2 separate regions of the Homo sapiens genome follow, and region 1 is linked to region 2. Evidence: read pairs that join two places in POLR2A ChIA-PET (ENCODE). Cell type or tissue: B cell. All regions are shown on one strand. Each heading gives the region's core, and the rest is flanking DNA. Links, peaks and the distances in the headings are about the cores only.

Region 1 (7,736 bases), core at 854-5,853, 200 kb before region 2:
ATAGGTTAAAATGATGATAATGTTTTAAATATATTGAATTAGAACATACTATTAAAATTGATTCATTCACTTCATTTTAGTTATTAAAAAGTACCCATTAGAACAATTTAAATTACATTTGTGGCTTGCATTCTATTTTTTTTTTTTTTTTTTTTTTTGTTTGAGACAGAGTCTCACTCTGTTGCGCAGGCTGGAGTGCAGTGGTGCAGTCTCAGCTCGCTGCAACCTCTGACTTCCGGGTTCACGCCATTCTCCTGCCTCAGCCTCCCGAGTAGCTGGGACTACAGGCGCCCATCACCACGCCCGGCTAATTTTTTATATTTTTAGTAGAGACAGGGTTTCACTGTGTTAGCCAGGATAGTCTCGATCTCCTGACCTCGTGATCCGCCTGCCTCGGCCTCGCAAAGTGCTGGGATTACAGGTATGAGCCACCGCGCCTGGCCTGCATTCTATTTTTATTGGGCAGTTTGGTATAGACACATAACAGTTTTCTCTTGCCAGGAGTATGCTACATTTTTCCTACTTTTTAAACATTTAAAAATGTTACCCATATCTCTCTGTAACAATTGATATATAGCAACATTATTATTACTTTATAGCTATGTATAAATATATCGCAGTTTATCTAACCATTTCTACTTGGTTGGATACACGAGATTGTATACAAAAAGCTTGTATATGCATAGTTGCAAGCCTGTCTATTTCCTAAGGACAGTTTCTCAGCATCAGCTTATTTTTGTTTGGGGCTGACTAGTTTTTTCTTGTGGGAGACTGTGCTGTGATTTGTGGGATATTTTGCAGCGTCCCTGGTCTGTACCTGCTAGATGCCTATAACTCTGCTCCCCACTCACCACCCCTGCCCCATGCATGACAGGGAAAAAGTATCCGTAGACATCGCCAAGTGTCTCATGGAGGAAAAAATTGCCCTAGTTGAGAAGCACTAATTTAGGGCAAATTACCAGATTGGGACATGCTGGGTGAAAAGCTATGTGTATTTAAATTTGATAAACATGTATTGATTTATATTGAAATTTTATGTATGTATTCCCCAACTCTTTTCTGGAACAATGGTATCAATTCCTATTTCTTTCTTTTTTTTTTTTTTTTTTTTTGAGATGGAGTTTCACTCTTGTCACCCAGGCTGGAGTGCAACGGCGTGATCCTCCCAGTTTCAAGCAATTCTCCTGACTCTATCTCCCAAATAGCTGGGATTACAGGTGCCTGCCACCACACCCAGCTAATTTTTGTATTTTTAGTAGAAGACACAGTTTCGCCATGTTGGCCAGGCTGGTCTCGAACTCCTGACCTCAGGTGATCCACCCGCCTCGGCCTCCCAAAGTGCTGGGATTACAGGCCTGAGCCACCATGCCCGGCCCCAATTCCTGTTTCTATCAAGAGTAACAAAGATCCTCATTAAAGGCCTCTAAGAGATTCATGAAGGCGCGGCTGGGTATTATTTAATTGGTATTTTACTTGTTAGGAATTGTTTGTTTGTTTGTTTTCGAGATGGAGTCTCGCTCTGTCGCCCAGGCTGGAGTACAGTGGCATGATCTCTGCTTACTGCAAGCTCCGCCTCCCATGTTCAAGTGGATTCTCCTGCTTCAGCCTCCTGCATAGCTGTGATTACAGGTGCATACCACCATACCTGGCTAATGTTTGTGTTTGTAGTAGAGATGGGGTTTCACCATGTTTGTCAGGCTGGTCTTGAACTCCTGACCTTGTGATCTGCCTGCCTCAGCATCCCAAAGTGCTGGGATTACAGGTGTGAGCCACCGTGCCCGGTCAGAAATTTGTTTAATCAAATTGCTGCTTTCCTGAGACCGGCCGTTTTAAGCACCAGGATGGAGGCAAGCTGGGTTTTCTTCTGGGAAGCCAGCTTGGCAGTGAGATACCATAGACCACCTTTTGTAGCCTACTGTCCAGTGCTTCTGTGCTCATAAAGGAGGGAAAGATGGAGAACATCAGAGAAGACAACTCTCTTACTCCTTTTTAATTTATCTAAGACTTTTCTGACTGTAAAAAACAGGAATAATATCAAAAGCTATTGATGACAGTAGCTAATTATTGAACGTTTGCTGTGTGTCAGGCCCTGCTTAATGCCTTTATGTATAACTTCATTGAAACTTCAGAAAAATCTGGTTTCTCTGGGTTACGTAGGGGCTACTGTTTCCCGCAGGCACAGAGAGGGGGCCAGCCATTCACCCAGCATGCCCAGGTCACATCCTTCCTGTGTGTGTTATGGCCAGGACTTGAAGTAGGCAATCCAAGTGACCACACTCTTCATTTTCTCATGCTTTGATCACATATTTGGGCTTTTCCTGCGTGCCAGCCACAGCATTCTTTGCTGAGTTTATATTAGTGAGCCAATGAAGACAAAACTGGGCCCTCAGAGAGCTGTGATCCTGCCACCTTACCCCACTTTAGGCAACAGAGTGAGACCTCAACCCTAAAAAAATTTAATTAATTAATTAATTAAATAAATACTCCAACACCATTTTTTTTTTTAACTAGGGAAAATACCTCTATGAAGGTAAACAGTTTAGTTGAGATGAAAAGGAGTCAGACATGTAAGGATTAGGGAAAGATCAATTCAATGTCGAAGCAGCAACTAATGTCCAGTCCTCCAGGTGGGAGTGAACTTGGCATGCTTGAAGCAAAGAAATAAGGCCTGCATGGCTGGAATATAATATGCAGGGAGGAGTTAGAGGCTGCAGTCATCAGACTGATGCATGTGGCAAGAGGCTATTGTAGAGCATGCTGTCATTTGGACTGTGGTGTCGATAGTGGACAGGCAAGGAACAGGAAGTCTTTAAAACTGTCCAGCGATGCATGAATGGATAAAGAAATTGTGCTGTATATATGCAATGGAATAATATTCAGCACTAAAAAAGAATGAAATCTTGTCATTTGTGGCAACATAGATGGAACTGGAGGACATTGTTAAGTGAAATAAGCCAGGAAGAGAAAGTTAAACACCGCATGTTCTCACTCATATGTGGAAGTTAAAAAAAAAAAAAAAAAAAGTTCAGCCAGGTGCGGTGGCTCATGCCTGTAATCCCAGCACTTTGGAAGGCTGAGTCGGGCAGATCACGAGGTCAGGAGATCGAGATGATCCTGGCTAACATGGTGAAACCCCATCTCTACTAAAAATACAAAAAATTAGCTGGGCGTGGTGGCGGGCGCCTGTATTCCTAGCTACTCGGGAGGCTGAGGCAGGAGAATGGCGTGAATCCGGGAGGGGAAGCTTGCAGTGAGCCGAGATGGCACCACTGCACTCCAGCCTGGGCGACAGAGTGAGACTCCGTCTCTAAAAAAAAAAAAAAAAAAAAGTTGATCTACTTAAAAAGTAGAACAGAGGATACTAGAGCCTGGGAAGTGTAGGGGGAACGGAGAGATTTGTTAAAGGATACAACATTATAGCTAGGTAGGAGGAATAAATTCTGTTGTTCTGTACCACTGTAGGCTGACTGTATAGTTAACAGCAATACATAATTAGTCTCAAACACCTAGAAGGAGGATACTGAACATTCCTAACACCCCGAAATGATTCATTTTGAGATGACAGATGTGCCCATCGCTCTTACGTGGTCACTGTGCATTATGTGTACTGAAACACTGTATCTATGCATCACCATGCATATATACAGTTATTGTTTGTTAATTAAAAAATAAAATTTTAAAAAGGATATACTTAGGGGTTAAAATTAGGCAGCAGTCACTGATGGATAGAGTAAGGGATGTGAGAGTGAGGGAATGGTTAATGATGCCACCTAGATTTCTGATGTGACCATGTCTGATGGAGATATTGGCTGAGTGAGTAGCGTGTTGAGAGAGCCCTAATGTGGAGTTGGAAGATAATGAAACTGGATTAGACACATCCTAGATTTTTCAGGGAAGAACCGTTTCCATTTTTTTTCTCTCTTGTAACCAGAAATGCCAGAAATTCCTATATTATAGGACCAAAACTGAGCTCACAGACTACCTTTTGAACCTTGTACTCAGAACGACTTAGGCTTCTAAGTCCTGATTCTTCGTCCAGAAAACATCATTACTGAAGACCATGCAGAGAAAGTAACCCTATAGCTTAGAAAAGGGAGAACATGAGAAAGCAGCCAAGTGTCACTACTCCATACTTTCTCACAAGTCTGCAGAAATTGCTTGGAAAAATAAATGTGCATTTCATAATGCAGAAACCTGATTTCTTTTTAATCATTGGCTTTTTGGGTGTTTGCTGATTTTTTTCAGGCTTGTTAATTTGTGCTGTGTCTACCCGTCATTTGTGCAAATTAGCGTGGCTTAACTATAAATGAAAATGTCAAAGTTATTACATTATTTAAAATTGAAGAATAATTAGACTGGAGGAAAACAGGCTAAAAGAATGCTGCAGGATATGTTAAAGGTAGGAAAGGACGGGGAAACACAACAAAACAAAACAAAACAAAAAAACGAAGAAGGGATAAGCATGAGAGGATGGGGAACCACTCCCGTAACCTCCAGGGACACGGGCATGTGATTACTACATTGTGTAACTCTAATAATACGGCGCATGCCCAGAAGCCTCACATACACCACTAAGTATAGGTTCAAATGATTTTCTTCCAGGCCTTTAAAAAAGGTGGTGGGGGAATATTTTACAAGGTTGTTTGCATTCTGCAGTAGAATTGTGCCTCGGTATGTTTTGTTCTCAGCGTCCATCAAAGACACCTGCTTGTCTGAACCTATCAGAAAACTGCCAAAACAAAACAAATTAAGAAAAGTAAAAGGGAAGCCCAGGTGTAGGGTGCATGAGGTGGGAATGGGGATTAATTCTTCCAGCTCTTAGGGTTGTTGACTCTGTTAGATCACAAATGCAGTAAGGAAAAGCGACTGTTACTTCTAGGGACTTATACCCACCCAGGTGATAAAAGGCCTGTGTTCATGGTTATAACTTGTAACATTATCTGTGGGGGCAATAGCAAATAAATTCCATAAATGTCTGTCAGGAGGGAATTGCTAAATTATGGTCCATCCCCAGGATGAGGGACACCCAGGGACATCACTACAGAGCTGTTAAAAAAGAACGTACACCTGTAGGTACTGGTACAGAAATATCTCCAATATATATTAAGTGACCAAGTGGGTAAATAGAATAGTATTTGGATGAAGTGGGAGAAAAAGAAATATACATACAAAATACTTATGTGATTGTATTGTGTACAGAATATTTTTGGAATAGAGAGACAAGAAACTGGCAACAATGGATGCCTTTGGGAAGGGAAACTGGTAGTTGCCAGGGGCTGTGGAATTTATTCTTGCTTACCTCTTTGGTGCTGTTTAATTATGTGTATATGAGTATAATATGCATTTAAACGTAGCTCTAGAATGGCAAAGAGCAAAGTGTTACTACCTAAAGGGGCAACAAGCCCTGCTACAATTGATCAGATACTGAATTTTGATAATCTCTCTTTTAAATCCTTGCTTTTAACAACAGTGAAAATCAGTAAGATTGCTGATTGATTTTAGAAACCCAGTGATAAGAAACTGTTGATTTTGCCCAGATCTACCCAGCCTTTACTTCCAGCTTCTGACTCCTGACTTTCGATTCCGTATGGCTTGTCTCCTGTAATGCTAAATTATTATCTCCACCTCCGTGGATCACTGTGTTATCGAAAATACTTTTTTAGTTGCATGCCATATAAGACTTAGCCCACACTGGCTCAAGCAAAAAGAGACTTTATTTGATAATATAACTGAATAGGTCAGGTGTAGCCCTGGCTAGACAACCCCATCTTTGCATTTCTCCCCTCTGCTCTCTTCTGAATTTACCCCATTTCTAATAGGACCCCTTTCCTGGTGGTGACGAGCTCCAGCAACTCCATCCTTGTCACCTTGCTGCTCCAAGGGGTGCAGAGAAGGTCTGAGCCTCTTGTCCTGACTCTTCAGGGGTAGCCTTGGGTCATGTGCTTCTAAGGACCATATTTCTTCTTAATGTCCTTAGTTAAGGTGGCCAATCTTGAGGGTTGCCTTTCATTTATCTGTATCTTCTGTTTCCTGTTTGCAACATAGTTAAAATGGATAAATCCCTGAGCTCCTATAGGCCTGGGAACACTAAGATGAATAAAACATGTCTGCAGATCTCAGGAAACTCACAGCATGGTAGACAAGGCACTGGTGCTAGTATGGAAGTCCTTTTTGATGTGAAATATTCGACCCAAGGAATTGGAAGGGAGGGCTCCTTCATTTCTACTTGGGAAAATTAGTGGAAGACTCCTGAGGGAGGCTACCCTGCAGTGAAGGCTCCTGGGAGGAGTAGGACTTCTTCAGTAGACATGTTAGAGGATTGGGTGAAGCCATTCCAGTCTGAGAAGAGCATGAGCAGACAATTTGAATTATCATTAAGTTGTATTTATCTAGCCTCACAATGGCCTTTGCACTGCCCTCTTCTCATTTTGTAGCCACCATCCACGACCAGACCTTTCAAGGAAATCACTCAGTGCTCAGAATAGTAGAGCATTTGATTCCTTCACCATGCATTTGGCATGAAGTCATTTATTACTTTGTATTGTTATTTATTTCTCTCCCTCCCCCCAGTTTCTTTTTTTGCTCATTGTCTGGGCTGCACAGTTAGTGCCCTATTATCAAGCAGTCATCCCCCCATTAGCAAAGGGTTGTGTTCCAAGGACAGACTTTGTCATCAGAAACTTTGTTCTCGGATACTGAAATAATGGAGGCGGCGTAGGACTGCATTCAAGGAAGACTGAAGGGGGATGGGCATGTTTGAAAATACCAGCCAACTTTTGTGCTAGAAAACACAACACTGGAGTCTTGAACCTGCCAAGGCAAGGGGATTAGAGGAGAGAAGGAAGCAGTTGAGTTAGGGTTGTGGTAGCAAGGAGGAAGGGTGAGGGCCTGAGCATGTATTGGAGGTGGGAGTCCAATTCGGTTACAGTGGTGTAAGCATCAGATGACACTGCTTCACATAAGCCAGACATGTTTGAAGGAGGACAGGGCCGGATGCAAATTATCATTTGATTGTTAGTTAGACTTGTTCCTTCCCAGTGCCTCATTGCCAGTATTTCTTGGAAATTGAACTTGAATTCACACAGAACTGATTCCTCACACAAACCTGAATCTGGTCACTCTTAAGTGGACCCCATGGGACGCACAAGGACCAGAAGGAAGAAGGATGTGCACCTTACTGCCTCTGCTCGTTGTACAAGAGAGGGGATTGAACAGCAGAGAGGGAGCCAGATGGATGCGCACACACGAGTGTGAGGCCTCCCCTTAGTCCTAATTCATGTATAGTGAGAAGTTAGGAGGCTCTACTGGGGGAGGGAGAGAGCAATTTCCCTTCTCCAGATGCTGCACCTTCCAAACCATGGAAGACCATGGCCTTGAGATGGTTGCCTCCAGGTCCAGAAATAAGCTAGACCTGAGCTTTCCCCTAGCAGTTCGGGAAGAGATGTCACCCTTGAAAAGGTATCTGCAGCAATCCTGGAAAGACTTTCCAGTCAAAAAAATGACCAAAGTCAGGTGACCCTAATAAGGGGCAGAGCTCTTTCTCCCAGTTAGTTAGGAACAGTGGACAATATGAGTGTCTTTTCTTTGGTGTAACGCTTGACTGCAGCCCAGTGACATTAAAGGGTTGCTAGTCAATGAGAATAAAGGACTGAGAAATGAATTTCTAGTTTTGAAGGAAAACAAGGGACTAGAGACCTGTGTGAGAAGACCAGGGGATCAGATACCCGGGGTGGGGG
Region 2 (7,736 bases), core at 1,857-6,856:
TAAGTGGCTTTTGGCAAATTCTTTGAGTGAAAGAAATGAACAGCCACTAACAAGGAATGACTATTTTATGCCCAAATCCATATATTTAAACAATGATTGATTGATTGATTTGTTTGTTTATTTATTCAAGCAACTATTGTGCCTCATCCTCCCTGGTAACTGGGATTAACAGGTACCCAACACCACACCCAGGTAATTTTTGTGTTTTTAGTAGAGACGGGGTCTTGCTGTGTTGCACAGGCTGGCCTCGAACTCCTGGGCTCCAGCGATTCCCCCACCTCAGCCTCCCAAAGTTCTGGGATTACAGGCATGAGCCACTGCGCCTGGCCAACAATGATTTATTTTAAAAAATCATTTTATTTAGGAGAAAGCAAAGACTTTGAAAAATAGTGTTAACTATGCAAGGGCAGGTTATTCATGAAAAATCTATTCTATATTTTAACATGCCTGGTCTCAGTAAGTGATTTCAGTCAGATAGCTTGAAAGAGGCCACCATGAAGAAAAATGTGTATTTCTCCAGAATGTATGTATTACAATAAAATAGTTGCTAATGAATTCCTTTAAATCATTTATTACCAGACTCTATGAAAGTGAGATTATCATAATTTGGCAGAGTGGATCAAGAACAAAAAATAAACTATCAGATTCAGGAAAAATGAGAAACAAACCCATGGGTGAGGAATCAGTGAATCATTGTAGAGTTTGTTTTTGGGGGAAAAAAAAAAACCACACACACTGAAAGAATTTTGAGTGAAAACCCACTGGACTGAGAACTCTTAATAGTATGGTCATCATAAGACTTTGAGGGGATTTCTTTATTTTTTTTAGAGGGTGAAAATGTCTTGAAGAAATTCCCAGGGCTTGGTGAATAGAAGATACTTTACTGAATTTCAAAGTGATGTTGCAGGCATACCCTTGAAAGAAATTTGTGAATTGGGGTGATCGAAAGAAAAATGCACAGGTGGTGAACTGAAACCTGGTGAATGGTGCATGGCTGGGACAGGCCGTGTACAGTTGGGGTTGACTTGGGGAATCCCTCCCAGAATGGCATCAGATGAACCAAGATTTGCAACTGCAATGGTGTGCCTTGTAATTTGGGGTTTCCCTCAGGCAGTGCTTTTCTAGGTTGTTTGGAAGTGTTACACTATGACCACTTCCTAATCTTCTTGTGGAAGGAGGTACCTGTATTAGTCAAGACTTTTTCCCATGCAAATGTCAAAACCCAGCTCAGACTGGCAAGTGATGAGGGGTTGGGGTGAGAGAGTGTGTACGCTCACAGAGCTTAAAAGTTCAAGGGTTAGCCTGGCCTCAGACCCAGCTGGAACCAGGCACTCAGGTAACGTCATCAGGAAGGGTCTGTTCCAATTGTTCTGTTCTGTTCTGTTTCTTTCCTATTGGCTCCGTTCTTTGTCAAGTTTTTCCCTTGCTGAGGCCAGAGGGCTTCTGAGAGTCCCTGCTTCACATACTTACAGCTTAGCAACCCCTCAGAAAGAGAGTATCTCTTGCTCAGTAATTCCAGCGAAATCCCTTGAATCAATTGAGTGACTTGGGTCACTTATCTATACATGAACCAGTCACTGTGGAGAAGGGAGGAGATGTGCTGATTGGTAAGTGTGTTAGGCTGTTCTTGTGTCACTATAAAGAAATACCTGTGGCTGGGTAATTTATAAAGAAAAGAGGTTTATTTGGCTCATGGTTCCACAAGCTGCATTAACATGGTGCCAGCATCTGCTGAGCTTCCGGGGAGGCCTCAGGGAACTTTTGCTCATGGTGGAAGGCAGAAGGGGAGCCAGCATGTCACATGGCAAGAGCAGGAGTGAGAGAGAGATTTGGGGGTGAGGGGGCACACACTTAACCAGATCTCAGGGGAACTCACTGTCACGAGGACAGCACCAAGACATGAGGGATCTGCCCCTGTGACCCAAATACCTCCCACCAGGCCCCACCTCCGACACTGGGGATTACAGTTCAACACAAGATTTGGTGGGGACATATATTCAAACTATATCAGTGGGACCTAGCATTATATCCACCCCTGCATCCCCCGGATGATGTTGGCTCCCTTAAAACCACGTAGATCCAGAATAGATAAGGAGTAACTTGTTGCCACTCAGGTTCCTTTTAGAAGATGGAGGAGTAAGTGCTATATAGACATTTTGCTCCTTATCTTAAAGAGGTGAGCCATATCATATTGCTAGCCATATTGTTTAGCCAGTCAGCTGGTTAGCGGAAAAATCACTTCCTAGATTTGGACAATTCGACGTTTAATCCCAAACCTGGATTGGGAGCGCAGTATAAATAAATGTTTTAGGACTCAGTTCCTTCATTAGAAACCAGAAAAAGTTGCTCTAGAATATTTCTGCAGTCCCTTGTTACTGTAAAAAGTTTATATAATAAACTTACAATTTTTGTCTGTTTTTTTTTTGTTGTTGTTGTTTTCTTTTTTTTTTATTTTATTATACTTTAAGTTCTGGGTTACATGTGCAGAACGTGCAGGTTTGTTACATAGGTATACATGTGCCCTGGTGGTTTGCTGCGCCCATCAACCCGTCATCTACATTAGGTATTTCTCCTAATGTTATCCCTCCCCTACCCCCCACCCCCTGACAGGCCCCGGTGTGTGATGTTCCCCTCCCTGTGTCCATGTGTTCATGTTGTTCAGCTCCCACTTACGAGTGAGAACGTGTGTTGTTTACAAACTTATAATTTATGTGGTGGCTTTCATATGATGCCCATTTCACAGACTAGTATGTTCTAGACATCAGCACCGTCTATTCTTTTTTTTTTTTTTTTCTTTTTTTTAAACAGAGTCTCACTGTGTCACCCAGGCTGGAGTGCGGTGGTGCAATCTCGGCTCACTGCAACCTCTGCCTCCCAAGTTCAAGCAATTCTCTTGCCTCAGCCTCCTGAGTAGCTGGGATTACAGGCGTGCGCCACCACGCCCAGCTCATTTTTGTATTTTTAGTAGAGATGAGGTTTCACCATGTTGGTCAGGCTGGTCTCAAACTCCTGACCTCAAGTGATCTGCCCACCTCAGCTTCTCAAAGTGCTGGGATTACAGGCGTGAGCCACCGCGCCCAGCGCAGCACCGTCTATTCTATGTCTGCACTTTGCAGCATGGTAGTTACTAGCCACATTGGCTATTGTGCACTTCAAATGTGGATAATATGTTAGAGGAACTAAATTATTTTATTTAAGTGTAATTCATTTAAATTTAGATAGCCATTTGTGACTACTGTGTACACTGTTGGACAATTCAGCCCTGGGTTAATGACAAAATCTAGCTACATAGTAGACAAGTGAAATGTGAGTGACCATGGAAGATGACTTAAATCTTGTCTTGTGCCTTTGGTGAGTAATACTTAGTTGTATTTTTCATTCATAATTTGTAGTGGAAATAAAAAGCACTGCTCCTTCCAACAAATACAGAAAGACTGTTTTCTCCCTATGTATCCCCCAACCAAAGCAGTTCTAAGTGTTGGAGGCTGATTATTTTAGTTTTGTGGTTCCTCATGTATCTTCCTTGTCTGGTGGCGTGAAGCAATGGAAAGAATGCTTAATAAGGAGTCGCAGGTTTTAGGTTCTGGTCTCGGTTCTGCCTGTAACTATTTAGAGGTATGACCTTTGGCTCTTCATGTTTCCCTCCGTGGCATCAGTTTCCTTATCTGGAGTGAGGGGGTGGGATTAAGATGATCGCTAAATCTATTCCAGATCAGAGTTTCTATGATTCTGTGTCTTTTTCTTAATTCGGATGACCAGGATAATGGCTGAGGGTTCTCTTTGTGTAATTACTGAGCTGAGTACAGGTGCTGGAAAGAACTGGGGAGATACCTTGGGCCATTTCAGTTTTGAATTATGGAGTGTTAGAACACTTTTCAGATTGCCACGGGATCTGAAGGAGCCCTGAGGAAAGTCAAGTTCTGCTTCATTATTGTTTAGTGTCGTATCCAAGGTAAACCTGGACACAAATGCAGAACACTTAGCGTTAAGCAGTATATACTTTAAAAATTAGTTTAGTCGGAGGTTGCCTCCTTCTGCCACTTTCAGAGTTGCAAATCCTGTGGAGGTAAAGGTTTCAGACAAAGTGCTGGTAGAATGGGCCAAAGTGAAGATCACCCAGTGAGAGACAAAAGGGAAAGGTTAGTACCTTAAGTGCGCTTGAGAAATGGGTTCATTGAGTCAAATCATAACTACTACTGCTTGCTAAGCCAGAAGAAGGAAATTCAGAGATGGTAAGACTTTCTTTGATACCCAGGGAAATTAGGGTTAAGGATGGTTGCTTGGAGTGACTTCATCTGTAGAAGGCTGGATTCTGAAGGAGATGAATCACAAATGAAGAGAAAGAGGAAGGGAAGAACATTGGCCAGATTTGCAAGAGCAGGTAGGTGGATTTGAAGTGTTCCAAAGGACAGTGTGGTAGGATGTGTCAAAGCAGTACAGAGGCAGAAAGCCATCAGCTGGGGCTGAATAGAAATAAGATGTTTATTTGGTGATTTAATTGCAATGTTCAATAGTACATTTGATGATTGTGTTGTTATCGTGTAATAATGCGACAAAGTTAAACATTTATTGATGTGGTCACGCTAGTGAATTCCCATTGTAAATAGTAGCTCCTATTCTCTGTCTCCATAGGATCTTTCAGACACAGTTGCATCTTGTAGCTTTATTTTTATTTTTTAACTGGCTATCTTTATGTATGGGAACAGTCATCTCCAGAGATTCATTTTCATCTCAAAAAACTTCTAAAGGTGTTAATTGCATTTTTTCAAAACTCTTATGTAATTATTTAAAATTATTCCACCGGCACTATAAATCAGAACTTTTCCCATTATATTGCTGAGGAACATTTATGACCTGTTTAGACACTTTTGATTTATAGGTTTAGGAAACAAGAATATAGAAACCATTGCCAGGTTTTAATTTGGAAATTTCTTTAGCTACGTCTGTTTCTGCAGAAAAGAGAAACAGAAAGCTGGTAGGAGAGGTGATTGGAGAGGTATGGTCCATACTAGTGATTCACAAGAAAGAGAAGCACAAGACCTGATTTGGGGGTCCTGCTCTGAAATGAGCAATTGGCGTGTCTTGTGCATGTTGTTTATACTTTCTAGGCATTATTTTTAAATGCTGGTTCTGTGTAACAGGTGCCTAACTCTGAGTGAGTTATTTAAGTTTCTAGACCTCAGTTTTCTCATCTATAAAATGTAGACTGAAAACAGAATCTTCATAGGATTATGATAAAGATTAAGTAAGCTCGCTCATCTATGCATTCAAAAACCTTTGTCAATGAAGCCTCTGCTGAGAGCCAGGCACTGTGCTGGGTGCTGAGTGAAGGTGGCAGGAGGAGGCAGGGCCGGACCTCTCTTGGTACAGGTAATAAGTGGGAATAACCCGACACCTGGAGTGGGTGATACATGAGAATAAGCCCTGACGTGAACAGGTCTTCTTAATTGTCAAATAGTAACAATAGCACCCCAGTTTAGATGTTGTGAAACATTGGAGTGCACACATTTAGAAAACTGATCACAATATCTCTCAGATGAATATGATCCAAGAAATTTAGAGATAATAGAAATTGTCTGTGTCGAGGGAGGATGGGGAAGAGTTAATATGCTGAGATGAAGAATGAAGATTTTTTTAGAACAAAGTCTCAGCAGGCTGAAGTTCTCAATCAAAATGAAAAAAAGATCGTTAATGGGCATGAATGCAAAGCCCATACCATGGTACTAGTGTAGAGTGAAGAGCTCTAACTTAACAGCAGTTCATGTGACAATTAGTGAGGAATGATTGTAACACCAGTAGGAGCCAGTTGAGACCTAGGTGGGGGGCAGGGGCAAAGAATTCAGACTGTATTAATAGAATAATGAGGAGTTGGGCTGCTGTCCTCCTCTGGACTAGAGGGGCAGACACCTGTCCCACCATGCTCATTTCTGCGCACTCTATTTGGAGGGGCGCAGGGGCAAGACAGAGTGGGTGGCCTTGCCTGTCACTTACCAAATACTGGCTACATGCTTTAAACAAAACCAGAACCTATTTAGGACTTTAGCAGGAAGGGGCAAAACCAAACCGTGAGTGGGCGTGGTAGGAAGTGGGGGAGTTGTTATAGTGCAGGAGTTCCATAGCATCCACTGGTGGGATGAACTTGGTTCTTAAGTCTGCAGTTCCCAGAATCCAGGTAACGAAAGAGAAGCAAAGGTCACACTAGCTCTTGTGCTTCCAAGGAGAAGGGTTAAAGTTGCCACTATTTATGACTAGTGGCTCCAATGAAGTCTGGGCTGCAGTCTTCCTGTGGGTCTTTCCTCGTCCTCCTCTTTTTTAGCTGCATCAGTGAAGAGCCTTTGGAGGCAAAACAAAATGAAGTGGAAGCTCCTTGGGCAACGTTATCTAGTTGCAGGATGTGCTGGTATTGGTAGCAGTTTAGAAAAACTGCTTTTCGTGCCCTTCCAGTCTTATGTCCATTCAGAAGGATTCTTTTCATTTAACAAAATTTAGCAAGAGAAATGAAAAACAGATGATTTTTTAAAACCCTGGAGTAGCTGTCTACCTTTAGTAGGTACAGTTTTATTAGGGTAAGTCATTCAAGTTTACTCACAGCCATAAAATGACATTTATTATTTGTGTAATCTCTGAATCATGGTTTGTACCCAGCTTTGTTTTGTTTTTTAATTTTCGAAGAGTCTAATCATTGATTGCTGTGTACAAATGCACTTTTTGCACGTGATGAGGTCACTCAGTCATAAAATTGTCATCAAAAGATTTTAGTCCCTAAACATGGCAATATAGGGATGCTTCTCACTGAATATTCATCTTACCTATAGAGATGCTATTATTTAGCAAGGACTTAGTTACTTTTTCCTTAACACTATGTGAAACGCACCACAGGTGGAGAAAGAAGAAAGAGCACACAATTCATCTCTCAGAGCTTACAGTTTAGAGAAAATATACAGAGGAGGCCGGGCGGGGTGGTTCATGCCTGTAATCCCAGCACTTTGGGAGGCCAAGGGAGGCGGATCACCTGAGGTCAGGAGTTCGAGAGCAGCCTGACAGACATGGAGAAACCCTGTCTCTACTAAAAATACAAAATTAGCCAAGCGTGATGGCGCGTGCCTATAATCGCAGTTACTCGGGAGGCTGAAACAGGAGAATTGCTTGAACCCGGGAGGTGGAGGTTGCGGTGAGCCGAGATCACGCCATTGCACTCCAGCCTGGGCAACAAGAGTGAAACTCCATCTCAAAAAAAAAAAAATATATGCACAGGAAACATAAATGCTTCTTAGGAGGGGAGGAAGTGAGAGGGGAGTAAGGCAAAGAAGAGAAAATAGAAAACATTCATTCGTTGGTTTATTCATTTGTTTATAAATTCATGAAATCTTTGTTGACGAGTGGTATGTACAGGGTTATGTACAACGGCATTTGATGAGCTAGTTCAATATGTAATGGAATGATGAAGTGACTAGCACAGAGAGTGAATGCTGTAGGAAGTCGGGGAAGTGGGAACACCCCAAATTTAGTGCCATGGTTGGGAAGATGGCTAGGTTGGTGACCTCTTCTCCTCGTGTGTATGTGCGTTCCTGTTAAAAAGGATAATTTTGCCTAACAGAGGAATACTTTTTGTTTAGACTTGGCTCCTTTTCATGACATTCGGTTTCACTGTACTATAAACAGGTCTTTAGCTGTCTTTCCCCCACTCCCCACTTAGGTCATAAGGAACAAGTAAATAAAAATTAACAAGAGCTACC

Evidence for each region. Peaks named below come from ENCODE experiments on the same cell type or tissue, not always from the same donor. Only the 100,000 strongest peaks of a DNase experiment are listed, where the experiment ranks them.
Region 1: POLR2A ChIA-PET joins it to region 2 with 5 read pairs; 2 of 35 experiments call an interaction of 5 or more read pairs at or near these places.

What each region holds. Positions count from the first base shown.
Region 1 is chr3:71,272,549-71,280,284 of GRCh38, reverse strand. The region is part of intron 5 of FOXP1 (forkhead box P1); the gene reads left to right. Among named protein-coding and RNA genes, the nearest start is that of FOXP1-AS1, 13 kb to the left of the region's middle. In B cell, for the core only: no CTCF peak of the experiment used is centred there; no DNase peak of the experiment used is centred there; H3K27ac peaks cover 716 bases.
Region 2 is chr3:71,077,344-71,085,079 of GRCh38, reverse strand. All of the region lies in intron 7 of FOXP1 (forkhead box P1), which reads left to right. LOC124906247 (a long non-coding RNA gene) reads right to left here. Exons shown (of 2, transcript XR_007095956.1): 2 at 1-7,736. Among named protein-coding and RNA genes, the nearest start is that of FOXP1-AS1, 210 kb to the left of the region's middle. RefSeq lists an enhancer at 5,464-6,046. In B cell, for the core only: no CTCF peak of the experiment used is centred there; no DNase peak of the experiment used is centred there; H3K27ac peaks cover 3,864 bases.